Regions from separate parts of the Homo sapiens genome. Here region 1 is linked to region 2. The links are chromatin contacts, found by POLR2A ChIA-PET in ENCODE. All regions are on one chromosome and are shown on one strand. Each heading gives the region's core, a stretch centred on a gene start or an enhancer-like site at or near the end of the contact. The rest is flanking DNA. Distances are from core to core; before and after follow the strand shown. Region 1 has its middle 4.1 kb from the start of KRTAP3-1. Region 2 has its middle 27 kb from the start of CCR7.

Evidence for each region. ChIA-PET counts read pairs that join two places held with the same protein, here RNA polymerase II (POLR2A).
Region 1: POLR2A ChIA-PET joins it to region 2 with 14 read pairs in BJ. The contact joins two enhancer-like sites. POLR2A ChIA-PET finds 5 or more read pairs at or near these places in 2 of 52 experiments (BJ and activated CD4-positive, alpha-beta T cell).

What each region holds. Positions count from the first base shown.
Region 1 is chr17:41,011,355-41,015,074 of GRCh38, reverse strand. No RefSeq gene overlaps it. Among named protein-coding and RNA genes, the nearest start is that of KRTAP3-1, 4.1 kb to the right of the region's middle. Within about 2 kb of position 1,719, at least 2 of the 41 ENCODE cell types and tissues checked have a DNase peak (open chromatin) inside an H3K27ac peak, as active enhancers do.
Region 2 is chr17:40,536,479-40,540,335 of GRCh38, reverse strand. No RefSeq gene overlaps it. Among named protein-coding and RNA genes, the nearest start is that of CCR7, 27 kb to the left of the region's middle. RefSeq lists a silencer at 3,649-3,832 and a cis regulatory region at 3,372-3,857. Within about 2 kb of position 1,500, at least 22 of the 41 ENCODE cell types and tissues checked have a DNase peak (open chromatin) inside an H3K27ac peak, as active enhancers do.

The DNA.
Region 1 (3,720 bases), core at 470-2,969, 470 kb before region 2:
AGACACAGCGCACTATTCATGGCTTCCTAACAACCATTTGTTCTTTTCCACTTCTATGCATTTACTGCTGCTGTTCCCTATAGCTGGAATGCCTTCCTACTCCTCTGCCTTGCATTCAAGCCCTGTGTACCCTGCGAATCCCAGTAAATTCTCAGATATTTAAGAGTACACCATGTCCTGCTTGTCCTTGAATGCCTTAAATCTCCTAGCACAGTACAAAGCAAACAGCAGGTGCTCAACAGAGATAGGTTGAAATAAACCAAGTTATATATTTTCTCTTGAAAAATGCAATAATCAATAATAGAGAAATTATAAACTAATGTATAGTGACTAAGAATGCAGACTCTGGGGTCAGGTGGCCTTGGTTCAGATTTTAATTCCATCACTTACCAGCTATTGACTTTGAGCAACTTACTTAACCACTCTATGCCTCAGTTTCCTTCAGCTATGAAAGAGAGGATAGCTTTAATACCAACCTCATAGGGCTGTGGTAAGAATTAAATGACATGATACGTGTAGTGCACTTTTAAAAAAATCTGTCACACAGAAAATTCTGTATGAGAATTTGCCCTTACCATATAGCCAACTATATGTTTAGTAAAATAAGCTAAAAACTCAAAGTATATTTTAAAGCCATAGTGTCAGCTAATATTTAAATACATAACAATTAAGTCTCTTCAAAAAATTTCAAGTACTGCAGGAGCTCTTTGGAAAATCAGTGGTCATTCAATTCAATACAGTAGTCAGATTTATCTAATCAATGGAGAAAAAAGTCTCTGATTCAAAATAAATTTATAAAGTACAACTATTGTTAGAAAATAATTCCAAGGATGAAAATTCCAAAGCTTACTCTAGAATAATTGTAAGTTTAAATATCTCAATACTTCACATAGTAGGCAGCTGAAAATTTTATTTTACCAGTGCCTGGCATATAGTAGGTACTCAAATTTTATGGAGTGTCTATTTTCCTAAACATATTAATTTTAGTTAACACATATTTTTATATATTAGTTAATCATAAAGAATTATCTGTTACTATCTGTATACTCCACAGCCTACAATAATACATAAGAATTAAACTGAAAGCCTAGGGTTCCCAGGAAAAATAGGTAACACTTCCAGCCAGCTGGCTAAGCAATCACTTGCAAGAATGTTGCATGTGCCACGGGACTGAAAGCTATGAGATCAGCCCTGCATGTTGCCAGATGACAATTATAGAGACTATCAGATGTCCTCAAGTGGAAAACACCACTACTTCCATTTAAAAGAAATTCAATTTGGGGGTAATTTTCAGTGCAAGCTAATAAGGTGATGAGATATATCAGGCTTGACTATAACCACAAACTGGAAAAAAAAAAAATCTGATGCAACTGGAAAACACTCCCAAAGTTCACCATTTAACCCAAGCCCAGAATCCTTTGCATGAATTTTCAGCATATAGCAAAGTAAACAAAGAATAAATTGATGTCAATGGCAGCCTTGATACCAGCCATTCTTTCTTTCAATCTATACTATAAAGGAATGCACTGGCAGTTTCAAAGATCATGCAATTCAGGAAATGAAGACCAAATGTTTTTATTTACTAGACATTTTTATTAGGATGACAAACTTTAAAGGTTTCTATATCCTGCTTTTGTGAAGGGATGAAGAATTCCAACAGGCTTTAGGAAAATTGAGTGGCCCTAAGGTGTGAAGCTTCCTAACATCCCTGCTGACTCAGGAGGTGACACTGTGGAAGGTGTTTCCCAACAGCCACCCACAAATTCACTGAGTTGTTGGGAGATGGATATTCGTAAGGCACAAAGTGGCTCACAGCAAAACATGACTAACGCACATAAAAGTGACTATCTCGTTCTCAGTCCAGGCACATCATTGTAAGCAAAATTTTTCCTGTATGTTGGAGCCTCCCAAATCTGCACGTCCAGCTCTGCTCCCTCTCACGGCTTCAGGATGCTTTGTCTGTAGGTCCCAAACTAAACTCATCTCCAATCCCTTTCCTATCACCCCAGACAGCAGCTGTTTCTACGAGTAAATCTGACACCTAGACATGATCCTTGGCTCCACACATCCTCTCAATCAGCATGACCTATCATCTCCACTTTCAAAAGGGCTTCCAAACTCTACCACTTCTTAACAGTTCATCAAAAACTAGCATCAACTGTCTATCCTCACACTTTCTAGTCGTGCCAGTTTCCACTTTGCTCTGCTGTAGTTCATTTTCCTTTGAACATAAGGAAAATGTTATCACTCCCTTCTTTAAGTCATCCAGTGGATTTCAACACCCTTAGAGTAAAATCTAAACTGTGTAGAACAACTAAAAAATTCTACATGGCCTGCCACCTGCCACCTTCTGTAACCTTATTTCCTATTATACTCCTTCAAAATCCTACACGGCCTGCCACCTGCCACCTTCTGTAACCTTATTTCCTATTATACTCCTTCAAAATCCTACACGGCCTGCCACCTGCCACCTGCCACCTTCTGTAACCTTATTTCCTATTATACTCCTTCAAAATCCTACACGGCCTGCCACCTGCCACCTTCTGTAACCTCATTTCCTATTACGCTCCTTGTCTTCACTATAGTCCAGCCACTCTGACCACTCTAACTAAGGTAATACACTCCCTGGCACTTCTCTGGAGTTCTTATTTATTCATTTGTTAGTTTTCTTATTGTCTGTCTCTCCCACTTGACAACAAGGACCTTATCTGACCTGTTTATTGCTCTATGCTTAGCACCTAGCATAGTCTTAGACATTTTGTTGAGGGCATTAATAAATTTAAAAAATACATGAGCATAATCTACAATTATATAAAATTTAATTCCACAAAAATATCGATTTTGTGCAAACTATTGCTATTAGGTGAGCCATCGTTCACTAGTAGTGTGACTTTAGAATCATTACTTAATATCCTTATTCTTGGTTTCATCATCTGGGAAATGGGTACAGTAATAGTGTACCCAATAGTGATCTTAAAGGGTTGTAAGATGTAAGGAAGAAGATGCACAATAATACTTAGCACCATGCCTGACACATGGTATACATCCAATCCATGAAAAGTGTTAGCAGAGGATTAGTGTTCCCATTACCTTAAAAACAAAAATATTAATTTTATTGTGGAAACTGCTGTACCACCCAGATGGTGGTCCCTAAAAACTGAATGATGTGATAAGAAATCTCTGGTAACTCCCACTTCTCTATTCCCACAAAACTATGATATCTTCTAAGACACTCCTCACTCCCCTAGAACACCCAAATAGTTTCCTAATTATTGTCCTTGTCTTCAAGTTTCCTCCTTTCTACAGCATAGTCTTTTGATTAAGAAAATAGCTCTAAACTCAACTCCCCTTGTGGTCCCAAGACCTTCAATGACCTGGCCTCATCCTTCCTACCAATCTTACACTCAACTAATCTTGAGGGTCTTCTGCACTGTAGTCAGACAATACCCCTAAAGCAAGAGGGAATCTGGCACAGTGATTAAGACCATGGAGTCTGAAGCCATACTGCTTGGCTTCAAATGCCAGCTACTCACCCACTAGCTACTTAGCCTCTCTATGCTGCAGGTTCCTCGTCTGTCAAAGGGCAAGGATAATATCATTGCATACATCATCATAAGGTTGTTGTAAGAACTGTATGAAATAATGCATGCAAAGCACTCAGCACATTACCTAATACTTAGTAAGTGGCAATGATAACCATGATGAGCCTTCCCTCAAAAA
Region 2 (3,857 bases), core at 251-2,750:
ACAGCCACCACTGCCCTGTTCCTCCAGCCACGTGTCAGATGAGGTTGATGTGGTGCTGAGCTTAGGTCCTAGCTGCCCACGTTGAAGAAGAGCAGGGGGCAACAGCTTTGCTCCTCTGTGCACGGAGGACCTCCATGCTCTACTCTGCCCCAGATGCCACCTCTCCTCCACCTTCCAGACCTTGCCTTTCTTGAAGCAAGGGGCGGTGGTGGGCCACACGCTTGGTCTCATCTTATCTGACCTAAGCTTATAAGGCCAACTGGCTCACCTGCGCTCTAGGAGCTGACGGTGGTCACCAAGGTGACCCTGTACTCCAGTTCTGCCTGCCTCCTGTACTTTGGCTTGTGTCCCCTGGGTTAGATTCCCAGCCACAGACTAGAGCCAAAACGTGGGCCTCTATACTCTGCAGCAGTCAGCTCTCCAGCTGAGCCACAGGCGCTTCAGAGAGGAGAGTGGTGCTGCTGAGAAGGCCATGTGTAGAACCTGACAGCCATTAACAGCTATCAACACCCCCAGGGTGTGAATACCATTGATTCCTTTATTGCTATTAACATTTTAGTGTGAATTAGCTGCTGGCTGTTTGTCAATTGGCTGGCAGAGAGTGGCTGGGGCATCCATACTGTTAAGTTTTGATAGGAGATACTGGTCCTCCAGAGGGGAAAAGCCCAGTCCAGCTATTTCCACCTCTCCCATGCTACCCTACGTAGCCACACTTGCTTGTCTCAGCCTCACCTGGGCCCTAAAGCAAGGGGTGCCAGAGCAGACTCTCCCCAGAGGTGGTGAGTGCTGTAATCGCTCCCATCGCTATGCTAGGGTTCTGCACCTGGGGCTCAGATCACTACATTCCTTTTAACAATAGTGGTGCCTCAGATAAATCTCATCAGCTATTGGGTACAGCCAGCGTGGGAAGCTTGGAGATCACCTATTTCCTGTTGTTCTCCAGTCTTCTGGCCTGGGATTCTGAGGGGTTCTATGATGAAGGAGGCCACCTCTAAGTACGTACAGCTCTCTCAACTCAGATCTCTGCCCTCAAGGCAGCCATCATATTCCCCAGATAGAAGGAAGGAAGGAGAGAAGGAGGGAAGGAGGGAAGGAAGGAAGGAAGGAGGGAAGGAAGGAAGGAAGGAAGGAAGGAGGGAAGGAAGGAAGGAAGGAAGGAAGGAAGGAAGGAAGGAAGGAAGGAAGGAAGGAAGGGAGGGAGGAAACTGATATTTAAGGGCTCCCAATATGTGTTGGTCACTATGTTAACTCTAACCATTAGCTCATCCAGTTCTCATAACACTGTGAGTTGGTGTTATTATTCCCATTTTACAATCAAGGAAACTGAGGCTGGAAGAGGTTAATAACGTGCACAAGGTTACCTAGTTAATAAGTGGCAGAGCCAGGATTAGAACCAAGATCTGTCTGATTCTCCCACTACCTTCCAGGTCTAGAGAAGTGAGGCCATGAGTCATGTGCTCTCATTCCAAGGCTGGCCGAAGGAAGTGGGCAGCTCAGACACGTCCCTCCTGATGGACTTTGGGAAAAAACTGGCAAAATGAGCTGTATCCTGTAGACTCTTCCTCTCTGTCTCTCCTCATAGGGAAGATTAACCAAAGGAAAGGGGACGGCAAGCCAGCCTGTGTCGCAGCGGCTGGTGACCTGGATTCCTGCCCCTCTTCTGGACCGAGTGGCTGTGCCAGTGTGGGCATGGGGCCCAAGGCTGCCGGCCTCCCAGGCATTCACATTCCACTCCCAGGAGCCCACAGCCTCTAGTGCTGCAGAGCTCCTGCCAGCCTGATTGGAGCAGCTTATGACATGACAGTGGCCAGAATGACACAGACCTCAGTCCCATAACCGTCCCTCCAGGTGAGCATGAGGGCAGGGGATGGAGCCAGCTAGGCCTGAGAAGGCGGTAGTGCTTCCAGCCACCACTGACCTTCTTCCCCCAAACATTTCAGGCACAAGATGAAAAGGGACAGGCAGCCACAGCCACCCTCCAGGCTGAACCACCAGTGGCACCGATTCACTGATCCTCTCCCCCTGCCCCCACCCACTCCAAGTGAAAAACTATTTGTTAAACACAACTATAAATAAGCCAGAGCAGCTATTCCATTTACCATGAGCGGTGGGTGCTGCTATTCCACGTCACGTTGAGGAAACCAAGGCCCAGAACGGTTTACCAATGTGCCCAGGACCCACAGTCAGAAGCTGAGAGGCAAGCCCAGGCTTGTGGCTCTCCCTCAACTCTGGCCTGATACTTCCCTTTAAAGGTGAACCTGATTTGATTCTTTTTTTTTTTTTTTGAGATGGAATTTCGTTCTTATTGACCAGGCTAGAGTGCAGTGGCGCAATCTCGGCTCACTGCAACCTCCGCCTCCCGATTCTCCTGCCTCAGCCTCCCAAGTAACTGGAATTAACAGGCATATGCCACCATGCCTAGCTAAATTTTTGTATTTAATAAAGACAGAGTTTCACCACATTGGTCAGGCTGGTCTCGAACTCCTGACGTCAGGTGATCCGCCTGCCTGAGCCTCCAAAAGTGCTGGGATTACAGGCGTAGCCCCCACACCCGACTTCTTTCCTCCACCTTTGCGTGGGCTCTCCCTTCTCCCTGAAATAACCTCCCAGCCATCTTCACCTGTCAGATCTTATGCCTTCTTCATGAACCATCACAAATGTCACTTCCTCCTAGTAATTTTTTTTTTTTTGAGATGCAGTCTCACTCTTGTCACCCAGGCTGGAGTGCAGTGGCACGATCTTAGCTCACTGCCACCTCCGCCTCCCATTCAAGCGATTCTCCTGCCTCAGCCTCCTGAGTAGCTGGGATTACAGGCACCTGCCACCACGTCCGGCTAATTCTTGTACTTTTAGTACAGACAGGGTTTCACCATGTTGGCCAGGCTGGTCTCGAACTCCTGGCCTCAGGTGATCCGCCCGCCTCAGCCTCCCAAAGAGCTGGGATTACAGGTGTGAGCCACCAGGCCCCGCCCCCAGTAATATTTTAACATGAATCCTCCTTTCTTTGGTTCCCCATAGGTCTGTGCCTCTTTTGTGGTACTTCCCAGGGTTTATAGTTCTCTAAGTAATATCTCATTCCCCCAATCTATGATAAGCTCCTGAGTGTAGAAGCCGTCTTGTCTCCTGGTGCCCGTCACGGTGCAGGGTACACGGTAGGTGCCCAGCAGACCTGGGGGGGAATCACCTTGCCAAAGCATCTCTCTGGAGGTGGGTCTTGCACTCAGAGGGCTGAGACAGCTCAAAAAGAGCCTCTGGCTTCCTGAGGTGCAAGGTGTTCTTGAGCAAGACTCTGCCCCTCTCTGAGGCTGATTAGAGATGCCAGCTCTGTCGCCGGGAATCATGAGAAATCTGGGAACAGCGAGCAGAGCCAAGGAATGTCCCACCCACGGCATCTGGAGCCACTTCCTTCCTGGAAGGAGAACAAAGCAGAAAGAGGAGATCAAGCCTCTGCCTGTGGATGGAGCAATGGGGCCCAAGGGGGTGGACCTCCAGGAAGGAGGCTGCCAGGTGACAACTGGGGCCCCAGAGGAGCTGGAGAGCCTCAGGGAGAAGGATGAGCATGGGGTCAGGCAAGCCCCCTTTCCTCCTACACCTTCCAGCCTCTCCTCTGTGAACCCCAGACTTTCCTCCCCTAACTGCTTTCTCTTTCTCCCTCCTCACCTCCTCCTCCCCACCTGGCACTCTTATCCCACAACCACCCACTCCCCTGGACTATGCTGCAGAGAGACCATGCGTGACTCCGCGTCTCCACACCCTTATCTTGACGTTCCAGGCCTTCCGGGTGGGCTGCCAGCACACCTCTCCACCCCTTCCCGCCTTGGACTCTCTCTTGGCCTGGATTTTCCTGCCTCTTGACC